Linked DNA regions of Mus musculus: regions 2 and 3 are each linked to region 1. The links are chromatin loops, found by intact Hi-C in ENCODE. Cell type or tissue: heart. All regions are shown on one strand.

Region 1 (8,000 bases):
CCACTTGGTGGCTCACAACCATCTGTAATGGGATTTGGTGCCCCAACCCTGGCATGCAGTAAGTGTACATGCAGACAGAACACTCATATACATCAAAACAACACAAAACAGTTTTGGGGGCTGGGGATGGCTCAGTGGTCAAGAGCACCGACTGTTCTTCCAGAGGACCTAGGTTCAAATCCCAGCACCCACAGGGCAACTCACAACTATCTGTTAACTCTAGAAACTAACACCCTTCCATAGACATACACGCAGCAAAACACCAATGCACATTAAAAAGGAAAATCCAAACAAACAAAAACAGGCTAGAGAGATGGCTCAGCCGTTTAGAGCACTGCCTACTCTTCCAAAGCAGCACAGACCACTTCCCAGCACATTACTCTTGCTGGGTAGATCAGGAGCACCCGCTAACTTCAGCTCCAGGGGATGGTGCTCTCTTGTGGATTCCAGAGGACCCAATTAGTTCTCAGTACTCACATGCACAACTGCCTGCCACTCCAACTCCAAGGGTGTGATGCCCTTTTCTGACTTTTACTAGCACTAGACATGCAAGTAGTACAGAGACATATATGCAGGCCAAACACTCACAAATAAGAAGTGATGTCATAATACACAGGCAGAAAAAAAAAATCACTAGATTTCTAAACAACCTACTTCTACTACTTCTTCCTCCTCCTTGATAGTGATTGAATCAAGTGCCTTCCTCAAGTTAAGCACACACTCTACCACTGATATATACCACCAGGTCCCAAACAGGCTGGCGTGAGATTGATCTTTCAAATTATAGTCATGCACACATACATATACGTACATGTATATATAATCAGCATCATCCAGTCACAAACACCTAAAGTAAAAGATGCCATTTTTGGAGAGACGAAACTTCCCAAGTCAGGAGGAGAGAGCAGACGTTTGTGAAGTACAACGGCACACCTCCAAGTTTGAGTAGGTGAGCAAGTGTGTGTCAGTGTGGAGCACTGAGCGTGTCTAAGAACCTGACAGGAGTTGACAGGTTCGCTTCCTGGAGTCTACTTCTCAAGACTAACAGTTTATCTCCCACCACCTCCATCCTAAGCAAAAATAAATCAACATGCCTTTCTATGCTGATTTTTTTGTTCAGAAACAAAACCCAACTTCAGTAATTGCTGTTCATCGTCACTATTATTCCAACATTTACTAAATGTCTTATTGCAAATAAAAAGATATAAAATGCCAGCTGGGTGGAGTGGTACACACCTTTAGTCCCAGCACTCTAGAGGCAGAGGCAGGCAGATCCTTTGAGGCCAGTCTGATCTACAAGGCAAGTTTCAGGATAACCAAGGCTACACATTGTCAATATATATATACATACACACACAAGAACCTTAATTTTCCCTTAAAAGGTACATGCTTGCTTTTGTTTCCTATAAAATGCTTTGTACAGACAAGCCAGGTCTGGTTAAAAATGTAGTACATCAGCAAAGACAATTCACAAATTTAAATCACAGGATTGTTGGCCTTCACCTCCCTAACTAAATTAGCAACGGGTGTGTAATTATACCTTAATAAAACAGAAAACCCACAACCTTAGGTCCCACTGAAATATGTATGAGTGTCGAGGGAAATGGAAATCCCTTTTATAATCCTTCTATAATTCCGGTATTTTTGTGAAAACACCTAATTTGAGTTGGCTGGTTCTGGTTAAATGAGAATATAAACCACTCACTAGTAGACAAAAATTCTTCTCCCCTTCTGTATGCTGAGTTTGAGATTATAATGAAATCAAGATTTTAAATAAAGTGGGCTAAAAGACTATTGTTTTGTTTCGATGTGGGTTAGGTACCCAATTGTTAGCAACAGTCGAATTCCTATCAGGCAAACAAACAAACAACAAAAGGCTGCCAATGTATTTCAGCAGCAAACGGTCTGCATGGCCAATGCCCTGTTAGATTCCCCAGCAAAGCACAAAAAAATAAAGAGGAAGGGTAACACCTTCCCAAAAATCTACACTCAACAAATTACAGTTAAGTCTGCACCCAAATTAAGTCACTACATCACATTACACATGACGATTATACACTTACTTTGTACTCATTAACTAGCCATATTTCTACTACTTTATAGGGTAACTTGTCAAGAACTTTCAAACAATGTTAGGGAGTCAGGACATAACTAAATGAAAAAGCAAAATCAACACTCATTTAATATATATGTCACCCCTCTTCTCTTCCCCGGAGTGAGGAACAATCCATTAACTTACTGTTTATGACTAAAGGAAAAGGCATTTAAAAGGATCTGCCGAAGATTGGAAAAAGGACCAAAAAGGACCACTCCTCCAAGGACAAAAGCTGTCCCCATTCTCCTACAGAGCACTGTCCCAACTGACAGGTTCACTCCCACCAACTTTCTCCAATAAATGGAGATTTAAACACTAAAATGGAAGTTTTGCTTTGCCTACTTAAAAAAAAAAAAAAATCGGCCCAACCGATACCAACTCTAACATAAGCCATCATCAGTACAAGATACTTTAATGGCAGGGAAGATGGGGATGACCTGCTAACAGCTCCTCCAACTGGTCAGAGCAGATAGCCTTTGAAGCTCTAACAACATTAATGTATGTTTAACATTTTCAAGTTCTGGTGGGTAGTCAGATGCACCGAACAAAGTTTGGGGCCAGCAGCAACGACACAACAGGTGAGAAACAGTGGACATCACTACAGAACATGCAATGGCAAACCCACGAATCCACGAAAGCCTGGGAGATGTGGGAGAGAATCAAGCACAAGACCACCCCAGACCCCCTGTTTTATCCGAGGCAAAGGCTCCGTTCCTTCTTAAGGGGTGCGCCACCTCCCCCTCCTGTCCCCCGGAGACCACCACGCCAGTCCCAGGAAGAACCCAGGCCCCTCGGTGGGTATCTCCGCCGGAGAGGAAAAACACAATGTCGCTCCTTATTTCTGCGTACAAAAGGACTTTGCGCCCTCCTCCTCCTCCTCGAACTGCCGCCTAGGCGCCTCCTCACAACTTGCAAGAAGGTGGGCAGCGCGCCATATTCAGCGCCCCCCAGTCCACCTGGGTAACCATCCCACGCCACCCCGGCGGGAGGGAAGCTTCGGAGGTCGCCCGGCCGAACCACCAGCCTCCTCTCCCGCCAGAGACAGCCACTCCCGCGCCCCGCCCGGCCGCACCGAGCCACCGGCGGGCCAGAGCCGGGAAGAGCCGAGGGGGCGAGCGCCGAGCCGCCGCTCCGGTCCCGCGCAGCCCACCCACCTCCCGCTCCCGGGCCCGGCGCGCTCTCCCGGGCCGCCGGCTCCCGAGCCCGCAGAAGGAAGACCAGGCCCGGGGTTCCACGGCGCGGAGGAGGCCGCGGCCGGGAGAACCCGAGGCGGTAGGGGAGGCCGGAACCCTGGGGCTCTCGGGAGGGCAGCCGCCTCCCTACCGAGCCCGCCAGGACGCCCGGGGCCTAGTGCGGCCTGCGCATCCTCGGGGTGGCGGTTTGGCTGGGCCGGGCCCGGGCCCGGGCCCCCCGCCCCAGGCAGGCCGAATCCGGCGGGGGCCCAGGCCCCGAGCCGGGGGCGGCAGGGTGCCGGCTGCGGGGCGGGCCGGCCGGCCGGCGGGCGGGCGGCGTGTTGCGGCTGCGCCGGGGCTGAAATAGCTGGAGATTGCGCGGTAGGGCACTCACCTCAGAGCGGCTGCGCTACCGTGGGCCTGCGCCGTGGAGACTGCGACCGCGCCGGCTCCTCGCAGCCTCCTGCCACCAGCGGCAATGGCGAGCGCTGCCGCCTCTGCCGCCGCCGCCGCCGCCGAGGAGGGGGAGGGGAGGGAGGAGGCACGCACGCGACGCACGGCTCGGCTTCCCCGCCCGGAGACCGCCATGATGGCGAGGCCAGCACGGCTCTGCGGCTCCGGGGAGGGGGCTCTCGGCGGCGCTCTCTGAGACCCCCGGCCGCCTCGTCGGCCTCTGGTGCGGCTCGGCAGCGCTGGCCGGGGCCCGGACCAGGAGGGCAACCGGCTGAGCAAGTCGCGGACGCGGCGGCGAAGTGGTTCATGCCGCCCAAGATGGTTGCTAATCCGAAGGAGCCCTCCGCTCGGAGCCGAGCGCGGGGAACTGAGACCTCCGCTCCAAAGCGGCTCCCCCACATTTTACTCGGCGCGCCTTTGCGTAGTCGCCTCGACCCCTCTCTGAAATGCGCTTTGTTTCTCTGTTTCAAAGCCCCAACCAGATCTGTAAACGGGGAACTTTGGTACAAAGCAATATGGTAATTTATTCTCTCGTTCCTTAGACCAACATTTCTAAAGGGCCCCTTTCCGTACTGGATGCTGTTATGGGTGCTCCGAAGTGCACCTGTTAGCAAACCAAGGCTCTATTTAATAAAAATAAAAAAGTAAGTTCTTGCCCTTGCTTTCTCGGCGCTTAGATGAAGCAATAGGGTATCCTAGTATGCCTAACAAGTGAGCAGACAGTGGGAAAATGAAAGGTTGGGGACATGGGGTAGTTTGGGTTGCTTTTGTTATGTCATCAGGAGCCCCCATCAGAACCACCGGGAGTCCCAGCTCCAACTGAAACCTAGAATCTGCATTTTTAACACTTCTGGGAGATTTAATGTGCACTAGATAAATGCCCCACATGGTGTCAGAAAACAGCTTAACAAATAAGCAAACATTTTTTTAATTGGATACCTTTGTCTTATGTAGTTTTTTTTTTTTTTTTTTTTTAGTCCAAGACAGGATTTCTCTGTGTAGACCAGGCTGTCCTGGAACTCACTCTGCAGACCAAGCTGACCTCCAACCCAGAGATCATCTGCCTCTACCTCCCCAGTGCTGGGATTAAAGGCGTGTGCCACCACTGCCCAGCTTAACTGAATGCCTTTTTCCCTTAACGGTTTCTTTTCTCTTCCTTCCTTCCTTACTTCCTTCCTTTCTTTTTTTTTCTTTTTCCTTTTTTTTGGTTTTTAGAGACGGTTTCTCTGTGTAGCCCTGGCTTGGCTGTCCAAGAACTCTGTAGACCAGGCTGGCCTCAAACTCAGAAATCTGCGTGCTTCTGCCTCCCCAGTGCTTGGATCAAAGGCGTGCGCCACCACTGCCTGGCACCCTTAATGTTTTCTAAATCAAACCGATATCACTGTCACTACCCATCCCTGTAGGAATAATGTCTGCTCTTTCCTCTTTGCCTCAATGATTTTTTTTTTTTTTTTTTTTTTTTTTTGAGATAGGGTCTCAACTATGTAGCCCAGGATGGCCTGAAACTCACCATAAAGACCAGACTGGCCTGGCCTCTAACTCAGAGATTTTTATCCTGTCCTTGCCTTCCAAGTTCTGGGATTAAAGACATGGACCCTCTGCCTGGCCATCCAATGACATCTTTAAAGCGTTGTTGCCTCTTTCTGACTTTGGTCCAGGCTGCTTTCGTGTGGAGGTGCTGCACTTAGACTCTGAACTGGCTCCCAGACCCTGGACTTGCTCTCCCCAGCCCCTTCTGCACACTTCAACTTGAATGGACTCTTTTCTTCATTTTTTTAAAAAAAAGCAGATCGTAGCTGGGCGTGGTGGCACACGCCTTTAATCCCAGCACTCGGGAGGCAGAGGCAGGTGGATTTCTGAGTTCGAGGCTAGTCTGGTCTACAGAGTGAGTTCCAGGACAGCCAGGGCTATACAGAGAAACCCTGTCTCAAAAAAAAAAAAAAAAAAAAAAAAAAAAAGCAGATTGTGTTGTGTTATTTCCCTGTTTGGGATGTCTAACGTCTAAAATCCTTGAAGGTGGCTTTGAGAACTTTGATGTCCTCACCCACGGTGCCATCTCTGACTTCATCTGCTGCGTCTCTCTCAGGCTACAGAAGAACTGGGAAGCTGTTGGATCATAGAGATCAAGGAATACTACCCCTCTGCTCAGAACATTTCTCACGGCTGTCTTCTCGCGTGCTAGAACTTTCCATCAGAACAGCTTGTTACTCCTTTAGTCTGGACATGGCTTTCATCCCTCATCCCCCAAGCCTGCTTGCTTTGCCTTTCCTTATCATACAGGACTTACCAGCGACATCTGCATTAGCTCCCTTCTCTGTTTACAATGGCCTCAGTAGCCCAAGCTAACCTCCACCTGAGGTTGACCTGTCCTGGCCTCCCAAGTGGTGGGATACCAGACCTGTGCTGCCATGCTCAGTTAATGTGTGCTGGGGATTGAACCCAGGACCTCATGGGTTTTGCTAGGCAAACAAACAACTGAGCAATATCCCCAGCCCCTACACTCTCCCTCTCATTTCATTCTCCAATGGAGGCCATTACGTAAGTACTACTATGGTCCCTTTTGACAGATGAAGAAGCCAAAACATGCCAATGTTACTTGCCCCAACTCAGATGGAGATGGAACCAGTCCTGATCCTGACCCTACCAGAGCTTTTAGATGGCTATCCACACCCACTCACAAAGCACAAGAGAACCTTAGTGTCAGACAGCATTAACTTCTGTGGAACTTTTGACAGTTTGTACTACAAATATTCTAATACCAAGTTACACAGAATACTTATTGCCAGGGCCAATATGATGGGATGAATGCTGTAAATGACTTTTTCATCACCCTTATATTAGTTCTGTACAGTCTTAAAATTTTTTAAATTCTATTTATTTAATTTATATATATGAATACACTGTAGCCGTCTTCAGACACACCAGAAGAGGGCACCAGATCTCATTATAGATGGTTGTAAGCCACCATGTGGTTGCTAGGAATTGAACTCAGGACCTCTGGAAAAGCAGTCAGTGCTCTTAACCGCTGAGCCATCTCTCCAGGCCCCAGTCTTAAGATTTAATGACATTAAGCAACCCAAACAAATTGAAATTGCTGCCGCCAAGACAAACTGGCTGACATGAGAATGGGGATTCTTGTGTTGGTAGGAGTCCTCTTGATCAGAGGGTTTTGTGCTTTGTTTTGTTTGGTTTTTGCTAAGGTCAAACACACCAAGCCCTTTGTATGCAAGTCTTATGTCAACAGATTCTCAGACCCGCCCTACACAATCATTTCTCCGGGGTCCTTCTGCATATTTCTGAGTTGATTGATTAGGTTATCAATGAAATTCTGGAAGACACCTTACCCACCTGAGATTAGATCTGACTGAGCTCATTAGATGATAAAGTTTGGCATTCTTTTTCTATTCTTGTCTTTTTGTTCCAAGGACAGAAAGAAAAATGGTAGATGAGGAGACCTCAGGATGTTTTACTGGCAAAAGTGCTTATCAAGCAAACATGATGACCTGAGTTCAATCCCTGGACTTGGGCGACACTACGGAAGCAGAGAACCTACTCCCAAAAGTTGTCTTCTGACCTTGTGCCTGCCATGCTATGGACACCTTTACAAGATATAGATAGATAGATAGATAGATAGATAGATAGATAGATAGATAGGTAGATAGATAGGTAGATAGATATAAAGATATATTGGTTTTTCGAGACAGGGTTTCTCTGTATAGCCCTGGCTGTCCTGGAACTCACTGTGTAGACCAGGCTGGCCTCAAACTCAGAAATCCGCCTGCCTCTGCCTCCCAAGTGCTGGAATTAAAAGCGAGTGCCACCACTGCCTGGCTAATTATTTTTATTTAAGACAGATGATCCTAATGGCTTCTTTGAGCATTGAGGCTTAACTTAGTATGACAGATCACTTTTGACAATGTTGAGCAAGGGCTAAGACATTAACAGTGCAACTTTCCTGGGGATCAAACATGAGTTAAGCCACTGAGATCTAAAGGAGACTCATGTCTCTCTATCTCATTTGCCCATCTAGGTAGAGGCAGACTGGGAGCAAATTTTACCACCACCACCCCCCATACCCGTCCCCAAAACAGAATAAGATTCTGTTCAACTTGAGAAACTATGAAGTAAGTTCCATTTTCCTGGGACAGTATAGGTCAGCTTCCTCGTATTATTGAGAGGTGACAAGGGCTATCTTTGACATTCAAACATTCAAAGAGGCAGTCCAGCCAGGTCATGTATCAATGCATCATTACACACACACACACAAAGAATCGACAAAT
Region 2 (8,000 bases), 63 kb after region 1:
AACAAACAAACAAACAAAACCCTTAAAAATTGATCATAGGCCTAAGTATAAAACCCCAAATTACAAACCTTTAGAGACCTATGGCCTTCAGTTTGGCAAACATTTCCTCTTGAGGATAATATCAGAACCACAGCTCATGACTACGAAATATCCCTATAGGTCTGTGTGTTTCAACACTTGGTTCCCAGCCACTGGTGGGGCTGTTTGGGACAGATGCTGACCCCTCCTCCTGTAGGTGGAAAGTGGGGAGGAGCCTTGCTGGAGCAAGCATATCACTACGGGGCGGGCAGGGTGGGCAGAGTGGTAGACTTTGAGGTTTTACAGCAGGGACCCACTTGTTCTCTTCCTGACTCCTGGCTGAGTTCACTCCCTGCTCCTCTAAGGTTTGCCACGGTATTCAATCATAGCAGCAGAAAAATATGTAACGTGTAACATGTCCTGAAGAACAAGTTGCTGAGCTCGCAGTCAAAATGTAAAATGTCTGCTTACCAATAGGTATTAAGAGATGAATGCTGTCTTAGTCAGGGTTTCTATTCCTGCACAAACATCATGACCAAGAAGCAAGTTGGGGAGGAAAGGATTTATTCGGCTTACACTTCCATGCTGCTGTTCATCACCAAAGGAAGTCAGGACTGGAACTCAAGCAGGTCAGGGAGCAGGAGCTGATGCAGAGGTCATGGAAGGATGTTCTTTACTGGCTTGCCTTATCTGGCTTGCTCAGACTGTTCTCTTATAGAACCCAAGACTACCAGCCCAGAGATGGTCCCACCCACAAGGGGCCTTTCCCCCTTGATCACTAATTGAGAAAATGCCTTACAGTTGGATCTCATGGAGGCATTTCTTCAACTGAAGCTCCTTTCTCTGTGATAACTCCAGCTGTGTCAAGTTGACACAAAACTAGCCAGTACAAATGCTAAGCCAGAGACTGGGAAAAAATACTTCTAAAGCAAACGATAAAGGTCTACATCCCCAGTAAAGAGTGCCTGACACACAACAGTTAAGAGAACCACCCAATAACAATCAGCAAACTATTTACATAAATACTTTCCTGAAAAGGAGACAGGGGAAATGAGCACACGAACGGACTCTCAGCATTGTTAGACATCAGGCATATACAAAACCTACAAGATACACAACACACATCGAGTCTGAGAGCTCGCTAGATGGCCGAGCGTATCAGGTAACGGCGAGCAAACGAAAAACACAGCTGGAGTTATCACAGAGAAAGGAGCTTCATTTGAGGAAATGCCTCTATGAGATCCAACTGTAAGGCATTTTCTCAATTAGTGATCAAGTGGGAAAAGTCCTTTGTGGATGGGACCATCTCTGGGCTGGCAGTCTTGGGTTCTATAAGAGAGCAGGCTGAGCAAGCCAGGGGAAGCAAGCCAGTAAAGAACATCCCTCCATGGCCTCTGCATCAGCTCCTGCTTCCTGACCTGCTTGAGTTCCAGTCCTGACTTCTTTTGGTGATGAACAGCAGTATGGAAGTGTAAGCTGAATAAACCCTTTCCTCCCCAACTTGCTTCTTGGTCATGATGTTTGTGCAGCAATAGAAACCCTGACTAAGACACTACCCACAAGGCCTTTGCCTTGAAATATCATTCTCTGGCCCCTCACCCTAGGGTTTGTTGTTTGTTGTTTTTAACTACTATATATGGTTACTTTTCTTTGGCTGTGATAAAACACTATGACCAAAACCAATTTATGGAGGAGCTCACTTTTGCCCTACAGAGACAGACTTCCTACTGAGGAGGCGTGGCCGGGGCAGGAAGCAGAGAGTGAAGTGGGAGGGGAGTCTGGGAGATCTCAGGGCACTCCCCACACCCCATCAGCGACAGACTTCCTCCAGAGCTGCAACCACCTCCCTAAATAGTGCTCCAACTGGGGACCAAGGGTTCAAATATCTGTGTCTATGGAGGATAGTCTCATTAAAACCATTCCAACTACTTAATAGTGATTAATAATTAATAGTAACTGAGAGGAACCCAGAGGGTTGGTTTGTGAGTTTACCACTGAATTCCTTAGCCTAAACTATTATTTGGCACACCGAATGGATGAACCATTTGCTAAATGAATAATGAATTACAATCAGATGGGTGTGTTGGTTCAAATATGAAATGTCTCTAACAGGTTCACATGTTGATTGTTTATTCCCAAGAGGGCCTTGAGGAGACTTTAGGGGGGTAGAACTAGGTAGCAGAAGTAGGTCTTTAGGGGTGGGTCTCACCTGGCCCTACCCTCTTTGCTTTCTGACCTTCCCTGTTGGACTCTCCGCTGCCCTAAGCTCTGCCTTCTCCACTACGTGAGACGGAAACCTGAGTGTGACCCCGAATAAGCCCTCCTTCTCTTGAACTGTTGTTTCAGGTGTTTGGTCATAGCCACCTGAAGAAATAAATACAGACACTTTGCGGTTGGAGAGGCTATGCAAAGATAAAGGGACCAACCAAGATCAGAGTGGCTGTCCACAAGCAAATGGGGAGTAGGGCAGGGTGGGATGGAAAGGGGGAGGGGCGATCAGGTCTGGAAAGCAAGTGAAGAGCAGCTTTGGCCTTCAGCCTCTGTAAACTAACAAGCTGGACATTTATACAAAGAGCCGGAAGAAGCCGTTAGTTTCGAGGGCTTTGTAAGTTATTCTTCATTTTCCTGGATCCGGAAAAAGAAGAGCAGTAGAGTAGAAGCCGAGAAACAAGTCAGGAGATGGCACCTTTACTTAATACTATACTTAGTTCCAGAAGAAAACATTAGAACCGCAGGCTTACTAAACACATCCCAAACTGCAGGCTAAAGGAAAGCAAGACAGGCAGGACACCTCAAGCGTGGTGCAAAGGGCTGTGGGTACTTACAGGACAGGAGGGACCAGGAGGTATTTCTACTCTAGGAGATAAAAAGACTAGTAGCAGCCATAGGGCAGGTGCAAGGAGAGCAACATCCGTCTAGTTCGGGGAAGACTTTTCCTTAAGCAGAGATGGTAATACCATAATTGTGCAAGAAGTTGAGGCCCCTTTACCCAGTGCATGCTTAGCAGCAAGTTCAACAGTGAAGAGAACAGCGTGTCCCTGAGGGCTGCGGACAGGGGCAACAAAACCACAGCCACTCTAGAAAGAAAAATGAGGCTGGGAAGGACGGCACCGGCAGGAGGAGGGTTAGGGTAGGGTGGGGTTAGATGCAGTGTGGACACCTCTCCCTCCTCCCAAGGCCAACCTTACTTTATTACATGTAAAGAATTCCACCATACATCTCAGGGCAGCCTGAACAGTCCCTTATTGGCGTGTACTTAGTTTGGGGGGATCCAAACCTCGTTGCTGATCTTCCTCTATTTCCCAAACGCCAAAGCATCTTCTAGGAGTGAAAAAAGTTACCCCACAGAACCAAGGGACTAAAACCAGTTTCACAGAAAGGGTACAGCCTGAATCTGCTGCTGCTGTCCATCAGATGCAGGTCATCTTAAGTCCATCTTAAGTCCGTCTCAGAATGAGCCCTCCTACTATACGCTGGGTTGAACTGTACCGGTGGGGACGACAAAAGACCTAGGTCTCAAAGGCTTACTGGGGCTATGGCGAGCGCTTGCGAACCTCCCACTTTAAGATGGGTATTTCCGTGGTCATTTCTATCTCAGCTGAGGTGATTGTGACACCAGTCCCCAGTCTCGAAATTCAGGCCCCACATTTCTTCCCCATACCCCCCACCTCTACTCCCCCACCCCGGCGTCGCAGTCTTCCGGCCCCGATCCTGGTGCTTCCCTAGCCTCCGCGAGCGCTCTCACCGGCGTTGTGCCGCCTGCCCCGGCCGTGGCCGCACCTCCAATTGGGCGCCTTCGCGGTGTGCGGAGGCGCAGATGCTGGTAAGCAAGGCTCGGCTCACTCCACTCGGGGCGGCACCCGGACAGCTCGCTTTCGAGTGCACAAACCCCGCGGAACCTCGAACTGTTTATTTGTTGCTAGGGCACCGGGGCGGGGCATGCCGCACTGGGCGGAGCCCTTGTGAGCTCAGTTTGTGTGTTCCGATTCGGTTTACGCGGAGGTGACGATGATTAAGAACTCAAACTGGGAGCAAAGTTGCAAAGTTTTGTCTCCGGCAGTGCGATTGGGCGGGGCATGAGGGGAAGGGGCGGGCCGCCAAGATCAGCAGTTTTGTCTTTGGGAAGGAAAGGCTAGAGAGAGTGTAAGCTAAATCAGTCTCTTGAAATCTTCAGAAACTCTTTCACTTCTTCTGATAAACAAGAATAAGGTCTCTGAGGGTCGAGGTGAGAATAACAGAAGAAATGTCTGTAAGAGTCTAGTACAGGCCTCAGGAGAGGAAAGTGGGCAGGGTTCGTACATTATGGGTGGGATTAGCTTCTAACCTTGTGAGTCCATCCTTTTCTCCCAGAAAGGGAATGCGTTTGGGGGCATAACTCCAATTGTTTTTTTTTTATTTTTTTTATTTTTTTAGAACTTGCCATTCCATTTTATTCAGTAAGCGGATATTGTATATCTGTCGCGTGCCTGACTCCCGCTTGCCATGGGAATTCAGTGCCCAATATGAGCCAAGGTTCTTGAACTAAAAAGGTTGGAGGAGGAAGATGGGAACACAGCAAAGAGGAAGGGTATGAATTGCAAGCGCTGGCCACAGTTAAAAGTGATAGGTGCAGAGTTGGCTCAGTGGTAAAGAGCACTTGCTTTTGCAGAGGACCCAGGTTGGGCTCTCAGCACCCACAGGGCTGTTCACAACCATCCAGTCCCAGGGATCCAGCGCCCTCTTCTGACCTCCACAGGCACCAGGCAGCTCACTATACAGTGCACTGATACACATGCAGACAAAACACTCACCACACAAAAAAATAAAAACAAATAAACGTTACAAAACAAAACAAACAAAAAAACCCAAACGACCAGGAACAGTCCAAATCATGGGCCGGATATGGTAAACCCAGGGCAGGAGGCAGGTGAACCAAGAAGCAGGTTAAAATCCTGAAAAGACCTTACATGCTATAGTAGGTTTTGCTAGCTTTTCTCCAGCCTGGTTAGTGAAATGACTTTCAAAATCAAGTCTTTATGTCCTTTGGAGTTTTCACTGACAAGACTGTGTTTTGTCTGGCAATTTTATCATGATTTATATATCCCTTGATATGGCAAACTCTGTGTTTTCTCCTTTGTGGACTGGCTTCTAATCCAAGGATTGGGAGTGAGCCCCTTTCCCTGCCTGTATCTCAATGTTTTGTTTTGCTTTGTTTTGTTTGCAGCTTTCCAAGGTTAATCTCTACTGGGATCATTTCAAAATTTGTTCCTTTTTTTTTTTCCTGATCAACAACTTGTGATGGTGGTACCATGGTGAAGTGGGTTCTTGACTACATACAAGGTTTAGAAGACTTCATTGCGTTGGGAGTGACAATGGGGTGTTTTGAATGATAACAGTCCCCACAGGCACATATATATGAATATTTGGTCCCTGGTTGGTGGAACTGTTTGGGAAGAATGAAGAGGTGTGGCCTTGCTGGAGGAGGTGTGTCACTGGAGGAGGGCTTTGGCAGTTTCAAAAGTCTGTGCCAGACCCATCCCTCCCTCCCCTCCCTCCCCTCCCTCAAACTTATGGATAAGATGTAAGCCCTCAGCTCCTGCTCCAGTGTCATGGTTACCTGCCTGCTGCGATGCTCTACATCATAATGGTCATGGGCTCACCCTCTGAATTTGTAAGCAAGCCCCCCAATAAATGCCTGAGCGAGGTGGGGGTGGGGAGAGAAGCGTGGCAGGAGCGAGCAGGGCCAGAGCAGAGCGAGGCCAGAAAGAAAAAGTTTGTAAATGCTTTGTTCTATAAGTTGGTCATGGTGTCTCTTCACAGCCATGGAAGAGTGACTCAGACAGACAGTGGTAGTCTTTATTCTGAGGGAATATACAAATGCTCACTTTATAAGCTGAATAGATCAATACAAAATGGAAATAGGAGAAAGCAAGAGAAGGAACCACTAATATCTCCCAACCCCCATGCCTCCTGACGTTCTCAGGTCTCTACAGCAGCTCGCACTCCCAGGAAGCTCCAAACCGTCAATGTACCTGGCATCACACCCTGCCACCCTTGCCTTTGGCCTAATGTCCCTATGATCACTGCCATGTTCCCACTTGTATGGTCTTTGCCTGGGCTGCTGTAGTCCTGACATCCTGCTGCCCCGACTTCTATATCCCTTCATATTTTAAAGCACAGGCCAAACCATGGGTCACTCACTTTCAAAACTGTTCAGTGACTGATATCTATGACTCAGCTTTTCTATTTTTAAAAAATATTTTATTTATTATATGTAAGTACACTGTAGCTGTCTTCAGACACTCCAGAAGAGGGCATCAGATTTCATTACTGATGGTTGTGAGCCACCATGTGGTTGCTGGGATTTGAACTCAGGACCTTTGGAAGAGCAGTCAGCACTCTTAACTGCTGAGCCATCTCATCAGCCCCTTCTTTTCTTTTTAAAAAAGATTTATTATATGTAAGTACACTGTAGCTGTCTTCAGACACACCAGAAGAGGGCATCAGATCTCATTACAGATGGTTGTGAGCCACCATGTGGTTGTTGGGATTTGAACTCAGGATCTCTGGAAAAGCAATCAGTGCTCTTAACCGCTGAGCCATCTCTCCAGCCCTCAGACAGCTTTTCTAGCTCCCTTCTTAGCACCACAAATGCTTGCCGGTCTCGTTCTTCTCTGGGGGTTGTGATTCTGTCATGCCCTTGGCTGCTGCTTCTGTGTTCTCTGGATCTTGAATGCCCTGTTGATCAGAGGCCCCGTTGAAGGTTAAGGCCAGGCAAACAGGAGCAATACTCTGCCTGTTAGACGAAGCCCAGATCTCTGCAGCAGCCACTTGTATGTAGGCAGGCACAGTATGTACTTACTGTCCCCACGTTCAGTGGGAAGTAGAGTCCCCTTCACCTTACCAAGTGTGAGGGCTACTTCCTGCTCAGAAGTCACCAGAAGACACAGCCATCATCTTCTGTGGCTGTAATAAGATACCCAAGGTAAGGGATGACAAAAGATTTATTTGGCACACAGTTTTGGAGACTGAAAGATCAGAAATCCTTTCAGTTTCTCCTTCTGTGAGGTCATAACAGTAGGCAGATGTCATCAAGACATGAATGCATCAGAATGTGGTAAAAGAGGGAGGGTGCCAGAAAGACTTAATGGTTAGGCTCATTAATTATTTATTTATAAAGATTTATTTTATTGATATGAGTACACTGTTGCTATCTTCAGACATGCCAGAAGAGGGCATAGGATCTGATTGCAGATGGTAGTGAGACACCATGTGGTTGCTGGGAATTGAACTCAGGACCTCTGGAAGAACAGTTAGTGCTCTTAACTGCTGGGCCATCTCTCCAGCCCCAGACTCACTCTTTATAATAATAAATTTTCCCTTTTATTTTTTTCTCTTTGCCTTCTGAGTGCTGAGATTGCAAGTATGTGCCTCCATGTCCACCTAAACATGAGCTGGCCAGCTTTCTACTTTTCTTTCTTACAGAGCTGGGACCTAGCTCTGAGTGATACTTCTAGCCCAATAAGACCTACCTCAATGCCAATGACCTACCTTCTAGTAGGCCATGCCTTTATTTATTTATTTATTTATTTATCATTTATTTGCAAGTATGTGTGGGCATTTGCAATGTGGAGCTCACAGGACAGCTTATGGGAGTTGGTCTTTCCTTCTACCATGCGGGTACACTCAGGCTGTCCACTTTGTGGTTAGTGCCTTTACCTACTGAGCCATCTTCCCAGTCTCTGTTTTTGGTTTGGTTTTGTTTTTAAACATTTGAAAGATTTATTTGTTTGTTTGTTTATTTATCTTAGCTCTTACTGTAGTTGTCTTCAGACACACCAGAAGAGGGCATCAAATCACATTGTAGATGGTTGTGAGTCACCATGTGGTTGCTGGGAATCGAACTCAGGATCTCTGGAAGAGCCGTCAGTGCTCCTAACCACCGAGCCATCTCCCCAGCACCCTCTCCCCAGGCTCTGTTTTTGACACAGGATGTCATTCTA
Region 3 (8,000 bases), 280 kb after region 1:
TGCCCTTCCTTCTGCCACACAGCTGCAGGACTTTACCTGCTGACAGTGCAGCAGGTAACACAGGCTTCTGGTGGGATTATAATTGCCAGGCAAGCTCAGCCCTGTCTTCATAGCCTTGAGGCTGCTGAGTAAATCAAGAATCATGGAACATGATTTTGATACTTAAAAAGCCAGGAAGAAGGTGGCTCAGCAACAAGGAAAGTGTCCAAGAAGCACATTTAGAATTCAATAACAGACTCTGGGGTACTGGCCTGTGGTTCTTTTTTTTTTTTCTTTTTTTTTAATTCTTTATACAGAATCTATTGAACTACTACTAATATGTGTATTTTTTTCAGAGAAGGTCACAGTGACATATACTTAAGCAATGAGAAGTGAAATAATAAATTTTAATAAGTTATTGTTTAAGATCCTACTGTAGGTACCAAGTTCTATGTGATGACCATAAACATTTTTAATCTTTAATCATAATTAGTACCCCCATTTTATTGGAGAAATTACCTTATAGACTTATTCAAAAGTTAAATCTGGGGAAGGGAGTACTATGTTCAAACTTAGGTCTGCACCTAAGTATAAACTTCACTCTAAAAGTAAATTGTTAAACATTTTACCCTTAAAAGAACTAAATTACAAACTTTAGGGAAAAAAAAAAAACAGTCACAAGAAAAAGATTTGGCCAAAGCTACAAACCATCTTAACAAGTGAGAAATAGGCTTTGGATTTCCTAATTTTGACCTAAGTACTTCCAGCACTAGCCCAGGCTGCATCTTTTAAGTGTAATTCCTCCATTTAACTATAATTGCATGGAGAGGGGAGGACAACACACCAAACTGCAAAGGACACAGCATGCCCTAAAGCACTGTTAAATTCCTTCAGTCTTGCCTCTGACATCATTTAGCACTACCAAATGAAAAAGTTAACTGCCCTAAGTCATGAGGTAATTACAACAAAATGTTTTGCTGGAGCCAAGGTTCACCTAAACTCTACATAGTAAACCCAATGTACACTTCATATCTTTTTTTACTGTTGTTCTGACGGAACAAAATGCACCCATTATAATGGGAAAAAACGTAAATCATTGTGTTCATACTGTTCCCAAGAAATGAAAGCCACATTTTTTTTTAGATGATCCACAGATCTTGTCTTTTACCTCTTGTGCTGACATCAATAAATGGGAGAAAAAACGAGGGGAGTGGGTAAAGGGTATAGCCAATATATAAATAATTCGGGGGTACCATCATTACACGTTTCTATTTATGAAGGAAGCCGACAGCCCCAAACGATTACTTTCCTCAAAGTAGCAAGCATTTCTTCCTAACACTTTCTGCTCACGATAAAGATATGAATAAAATAAGCATTCTCTTCAGGTACAATCTGGTAATCCTAGAGACCAGCCCTCTTCAGGGTGAATGAAGCATCTTTCCATTACCGGTCTACAATCGCAGTACAAGAGAATTGCAATGGCTAGAAAGGAAGGGCACAGATCAGTACTACCCTGTGGAGAGCTGTTGGCCACAGAAAGGCAGAAAGTCATCATCTGTACAGAAGCCAGGCAACTCAGAGGGTTTCCCGAGCTCTCATGAGAGAGAGCTAACTACAGCTTCCTCGTTCTCCAAGGAAAAAGATCTTGCTATCCTTATCGCTGGAGGGAAGGTTTTTCTATGCCACCGAACAGTCCGGAAAATTACACGCGGGAGTGTGCTGGAGGCGCCGGGTGTAGTAGTAGGTGCTTCTCCTCCCCCTGCCTCGTTCAAGTAGTAGTGAAGGGCGCTACCTCCATGTTATTAGTAAAGTACGCCCGTGGTACCTAGAGGCTTCGCTTCGCAGCGGAGCACCGGGTGGCGGCCGCTCTAAGAGCGGGTTCAAGGGTGGGAGAAGACTCTCGGCTCCACGATCTAGAGGGTGTGGAACCGGGTGCCGCCGTGCCCTGAAGGGCCGCCACTCCCGTGCCCGCCCTCCCCGCCTCTCCGAGAAGCGAGGCAGCCCGACCCCAGTACCTTCTTGACCGTGCGCGGCGCCTCGGTGACCGTGCCGTCGGGGCTGACCAAGGCCTCGCCGCCGTCGCGATGCCGCTGGTGCTGGTGATGAGGGTCGCTCCGCTTCATGGCGGACGCTTGAGGGACCTTCCCGGCCGCAGGGCTCAGAGCCGCGGTGGGCCCCGAGCCCGGGCCGGGGGCCGGGGGCCGCTCCGCCGCGGGAGCCGGAGCTGGAGCCTCTGGGTCCCCGCCACCCGCTGGGGGTACCATGGCGCCCACGGCCGCCGCGCTCAGTCCCAACTGGGGCTCCGCCTCGGAGGGGCTCAGATCCTTCAGCTCCACCTCAGGCACCTTGGCGGCTGCCGCTGCTGACACAACCTGCACCGACATCACCGCCTCCACTGCAACCGCCGACTCTGACTCTCGCACCAGCTCCCACTCGGCCCCGCCTCCCGCCTCCCTTCCCCTTCCCTCCCCCATACCCCCACTCCTCCCCTCCATCGCCTCCGCTCCCACCCCCTTCCTCCGCCCGCCCGCTCGCTCGCCGCCAGCCCGGCCTCTCGAGCCTCGCCCCACCCCTGTCTGACTCACGCGCGAGGCGCCACAGAACCTGTAGTGCGCTTGCTCCGGGTTGCACGCGACTAGAAGACCGTGGGACCTCAGCAACCAACTTGCACTGCGCTCGCCTCGCGGGGGGGTGGGTGGGGGATAGGCCGCAGAGTCCCCTGGGAGTTGTAGTCCTTTCGTCCCTCCTCCGGAAAGTAGTTTTTGATGGAGAGGGAACTCCCAGGACAGCGACTAACAGAAAAGTATAAAAACGGATGACGCGACGGAATAGATGAGGAGAATGTCTCCAGAGGGGTTGTGGTTTCCGGAAAGGAATGCCAGAAACCCCAGGGAAAGTGGGGGGCAAGAATGACTCGCTCCCCTGACGGCGTGAATTTCCTCCGGAGTGTGCGCATGTGTGCTATCACGTGGGCGGCCTTTAAAGGAAAAGCGGCAGGTCAGGTGAGATGAATTCCGGCTCCAGGCTAGAAGGCATGGGGTTTCTCCATTCCGTTCCGAGCCTTTCTTCAGTGGGTTGGTTTCTAGAAGAAAAGAAATAAGCCATTTCCTGCTGTCATGCTTTCTGGCGTACTCTTGAATTAAGTAACTAAAATCAAATCCCCAAAGAAAGAAATCTCGTCAGGGTATGGTGGAGTACGCAGTAATAATTTGAACATCTGAAGTGTATGCGTCACCAGTGATAATAGTTCGAGGCCAGCTGAGCTATGAAGCAAGGCCCTGTCTTTAAAAAAAAAAAAAAAAAAGTTAATTCTACCGCACACATGTAATTAAAGGACCAGAAAAGAACTGGGAATCTACCCTGGGCCCTCTAAATGAGCAACAAATTCAATTAACTTTTGACCAGATCACCAGCTGCCAGTTTTATTTTTAATAACAAAAATAAAATAAAATTGCGTACCATTTGGTCATAGTGGTAAGCCCAACACTCAGGAGACAGAGACCTGAGAATCAGAAATGTGTTGAGGTTAGCTTTGACTGCTTAGCCAAAGCCTGTCACAAAAAGAAGAAACTTACCTGAAAGTAATGTTCTACTGATGATAGAATTTTTTTTCTTTTAAGAAGAGTTCTCCAATAGTCTTTTAATGATAAAAGGAAATAAATGCTTATAATTTTAAAAATCAGACTAAAAGCCAGGCGGTGGTGGCATAAGCCTTTAATCCCAGCACTTGGGAGGCAGAGGCAGGCAGCCTGGTCTACAGAGCAATTTCCAGGACAGCCAGGACTACACAGAGATACCCTGGCGGGGAAGGGGAAGGGGCATATAACAACATCAAGATGGCTTATCAGTTAAGAGCATCTGCTGCTCTTCCAGAGGTCTGGAGTTCAAGTCCCAGCAACCACATGGTGGCTCACAACCAACTATAGTGGTGATCTGATGCCCTCTTCTGACCTGCAGATGTACAAGCAGTTAGAGCACACATATACATTACAGAAAGAGGGAGGAAGGAAGTTAGACTAAAAAGTAGGAGACAACACCATACTTTCTAGGGATTTGAGAGTTGGCTCAAAATTTATGAGCCCTTGCTGTAATTTGTTCCCAACAACTACATTGGGCAACTCACAACCACCTGCAACTCCAGCTCCAGGGGGTGTGACACCCTCTTGTCCTACAGACACACACATATGCATAAGCTTAAAAATTATTTTAGTTGCACATTCTTTAAATTTTTATGTGAATATTACCTAAAGGGGGAAAAGGGCACTAAGATGTGGTTGACTTTTAGCATATTATGAGGTAGGCTTTTTTATTCCTAAAGAAACTGAGGCAAAGAGGATTATGGTTTGTGGCTGTTCAAAAAGTGACTGCAGCCCTAACAGCTCCCTTGGACTACCGGCCAGCTTGTCATTGGAAAAGCTACTTTTTTCTAAGCAAGAATAAGACAGAGACAAACGGGGGCTGGTGAGATGGCTCAGTGGGTAAGAGCACCCGACTGCTCTTCCGAAGGTCCAGAGTTCAAATCCCAGCAACCACAAGGTGGCTCATAACCATCCGTAACAAGATCTGGCGCCCTCTTCTGGAGTGTCTGAAGACAGCTACAGTGTACTTACATATAATAATAAATAAATCTTTAAAAAAATTGTCCTTAAAAAAAAAAAAAAAAAAAGACAGAGACAAACGGAGAAATCGCCTGCTTGAGTTCCTGTCATGATCCTTCTAGTACCGTGGAAGTCTCTTCATGTGGGAGCTTTAGGAGCTGTCATTTCCCGGTCTCTAAGTCTATGCTGGAAGGCACCTGAGCATTGCCATTTCCACAGAACCCAAAAGTCTGCCAGACACAAGAGCTTATTAGGCTTTCTCCTCACATGTCCGGTTTTGATCATTTCCTTCCTGTTACGAAGAAATGGCCCAGAGCTTCATCCTCCAGCTGCTGGGCAGGGGCTAACAACTTTATAACTGATTTCTTCCTTTCCCCCAATGCACGAGGGAGCTACAGTGCAGCCACCTGGCATGTGAGGAACTCATACCCAGCAGCTGCTTACCTGGCCAGCCACGAGGATTGATGACTGAGCAGAAGAGCCGATCCTTCAGGGGGATGTGGTGATGAAACGTAAGGAGTTTGAGCCCTGAAAAGAGACAGATGTTAGCCCCTGTTTCCCCAGATTTTAACATTGCCTGGAACCAACAGTCAGACCACGTTCTTCGGGCTTTCTAGCTCCATCTTACTCATCTGCTGCTTCTGAGGCACAGCTTTGTTGCTGAAGCAAACCAAGTGTACTCGAAGGTGGAATTACTAGATTAGAAACCGGAAGATTACACGCAAGTCTATTAACTATATTAAAAGACGTTTTAGGTCTACAGGTCTTTTTCCTTCGTCTGGTTCATTCAGCTTCCAGGAGCCAGGCAGACAATAATGAGGTCCATGAGGTCCAAGAGAGAAAACAAAGAAACTAATGCTGAGGAATTCTCCAAGGAAATGGGCCAGCCAGATCACAAGCAGTGATGACCGTCCTCCAGGGAACACCTCGTGCCACGCCGTGAGCAGATAGCCAGTCACCAGACATGTGAAGCAAACCTCTAAGGTGAAAGCAAGATGCCGTAGGAATCCTGGCATGCAATGAGGCCCTGGGTTCCATCTCCAGCAACACAAGAAAAGAGGTAGAGGCTAACGTAGTTTAAATTGTAAAACAACTGGTAGTGCACACATATAATTCCAGTATTCAGGAAGCTGAGGAAGAAGAATTTGTAAGTTCGAGGATGCCCTGGGCTAGACTGAAACATTAATAAAGCCTGCTAGGCTATATAGACTGTGTCCCACTACCATCAACTCACTTGGCGATTTACAATACTGATTTTGTGAAGGAGCATACAGTTTCAAGGAATAAACATCCAGAAAACGACAGCACAGGTTAAATGAAAGCTGCTAGCAGATTTTGTTTTTCATTAGAAAACTGTAAGTAGAGATTTTTTGTTGTGGAGGTTGTTTGCTGAGGTGAGAATCTCCCTGTGCAGCCTAGCTGGCCTAGAACTTAGCATTTAGACCAAGCTAGCCCAAAACTTCAGCAAGTCCTCCTGCCTCAACCTCCCAGGTGTGCTGAGATCACAGTGTGTGTACTTCTGCATACAAAAGATGTTTTCTATCTTTTGCTCAGATGTTGAAAATGGTAGTTTATATGCATTACATGCAGTTTAATGTATATTTTGGCATAATACATTCAATGCATTGAACAGCTGTAGCATTCCTTAGTTTTTCCCCCATTTCTTTAGGTGAGCACATTCTTTTCTTTACATCTCAAAAGCAGAGCTGCAGGCACAGTTCAGCAGCAGAGCATTTGCTGCACATGCTCAGAGGCCTGGGTTCCATTCCTAAAACTACCATAAGGAAATACAAAACCACAGAAGATTACAAGAGGGTAGGGTGGAAACGATAGAGACAAAGTACCCATTTGAAACTCACAAATGTGAAAAGTACATAAATTAGATAACCTGCTCACTAAGCCCAATTAATAAAAGGACAGATTTTAGAAGGACAAAAGAAATAGGGAAGGAGTTAGGACATAGCAGTGGTAGAGGACTTGCCTGCTGTGTATAAAACCCGGGTAAGAGCAGGAATAGGAAAGGAGCCACTAGATGCCTAGCACAGTATGTGACAACAGACCTCTGTTGATTTATACCATTGTGGAATTTCAAAATTCTGTAGACAAAAAGAGTATCTTTCCAATGTCTAGAGTAGAACTCCATAGAGAATATGAGTTCATTCTGGCTATATAGCATGACCCAGTCTCAAAAATAGATAGGTGAATGGATGGGATGGATGGATGGATGGATGGATGGATGGGTGGGTGGGTGGATGGGTGGGTGGGTGGATGGATGGGACGGGACGGGACTGGCAAGACAAACACTTCTGCAGGTAGAGGCATTGACCAGCAAGCTTGACAACCTGAGTTCAAGCCCCAGAACCCATGTGGTACAAGAAGAGAACTGAGCTTGTGGATGTAAAACTGCATCTGAAAGAAGAAAGAAGAAGCAGGCAGGCATGGAGGTGCCAGCTTGTAATACCAGCTTATCAGAGGCTGAAGCAGAATTGAGAATTAAGGCCAGTGTGCCATACACACAAAACTGCAAGCCAGTCTGAGCTATATAACAAGACCTAAGCCAGGCAGTGATTCATGCCTTAATCTCAGCACTCAGGATCTCTGAGTTTGAGGCCAGCCTGGTACAAAGCAAGTTCTAGGACAGCTAGGGCTACATAGAATAACCATGTCTTGAAAAAAAACCAAAAAACAAGACCTGAGCCCTTGTTTCAAAACAAACAGTAGAAAGAAATCCAAGAAATACAGACTGTTCTTTTTAAAAATCAGAGAACTGACTCCTGGCAGCTGTCCTATGAAAACCACATGACACATGGGCATACACACATGCAAATAAACATAATAAAAATGTTTATATGTGTGCACATGGGTACACATATACCACCTTGAGGACTCTGGGGATCAAACTCAGGTAGTGAAGCCTTTATCTTCTGAGCCATCTGGTTGGTCTTGCCCGGCATCTTTACATGGTTTTCACACTTGCAAGGCAAGTGTTTTATCAGTGAGCTATCTCTCCAGCCCTGGTTGTTTGTCTATTGTTCTTTATGATTTTCCATGTCTTTTCAATTTTTTACACTCAAAGCTCAAGTGGGCAGGGGAATGGTTAGGGCAGTGCAGCCTGCTGTAAGGAAGCTAGGGCCAGGGGCTGGAAAAGCTGTTCAGAGGGCTGGCTGCTCTTCCAGAAGATCTGAGTTCAATTCCTAGCACTTACATAGCAGCCCACAACAGTAACTCCTGATCCAGGGGATTCAACACCCTCACACAGACATCCTTGAAGTCAACATAAAATAAAAAAGAAGCTGGAACCAATAGAAGTAGGAACAGGAAGTCTAAGGTTGAGAGTGTGGTAGGAAAACCCAAGAACCCAGGTAAGGCAGAAGGCAGGGCTGGTGGGGAAGTAGTTCTCAGGACAGCAGGAAGCCAAAATTG

The links. A loop is a pair of places that touch in the nucleus more often than their neighbours do. Peaks named below come from ENCODE experiments on the same cell type or tissue, not always from the same donor. Only the 100,000 strongest peaks of a DNase experiment are listed, where the experiment ranks them.
Region 2: it touches region 1 in a loop (3-fold over the local background); 5 of 42 quality-filtered maps call a loop at or near these places.
Region 3: a loop joins it to region 1, with 3 times the contacts of the local background. A loop is called at or near these places in 7 of 42 quality-filtered maps.

The regions. Positions count from the first base shown.
Region 1 is chr6:30,043,775-30,051,774 of GRCm38, reverse strand. Nrf1 (nuclear respiratory factor 1) reads right to left here and starts at 3,787. Exons shown (of 12, transcript NM_001164226.1): 1 at 3,662-3,787. In heart, CTCF peaks have their summits at 2,553 and 3,740; DNase peaks (open chromatin) are centred at 3,114 and 3,724; H3K4me3 peaks cover 2,988 bases; H3K27ac peaks cover 2,606 bases.
Region 2 is chr6:29,981,230-29,989,229 of GRCm38, reverse strand. Smkr-ps (smal lysine rich protein 1, pseudogene) reads right to left here and starts at 3,901. Exons shown (of 2, transcript NR_040264.1): 1 at 3,764-3,901. In heart, a CTCF peak has its summit at 7,229 (motif pointing right); a DNase peak (open chromatin) is centred at 3,979; H3K4me3 peaks cover 1,792 bases; H3K27ac peaks cover 987 bases.
Region 3 is chr6:29,762,901-29,770,900 of GRCm38, reverse strand. Ahcyl2 (S-adenosylhomocysteine hydrolase-like 2) reads right to left here and starts at 2,458. Exons shown (of 17, transcript NM_001171000.2): 1 at 1,995-2,458. The coding sequence starts at 2,363. In heart, a CTCF peak has its summit at 4,533 (motif pointing left); DNase peaks (open chromatin) are centred at 1,920, 2,570 and 2,900; H3K4me3 peaks cover 2,672 bases; H3K27ac peaks cover 2,057 bases.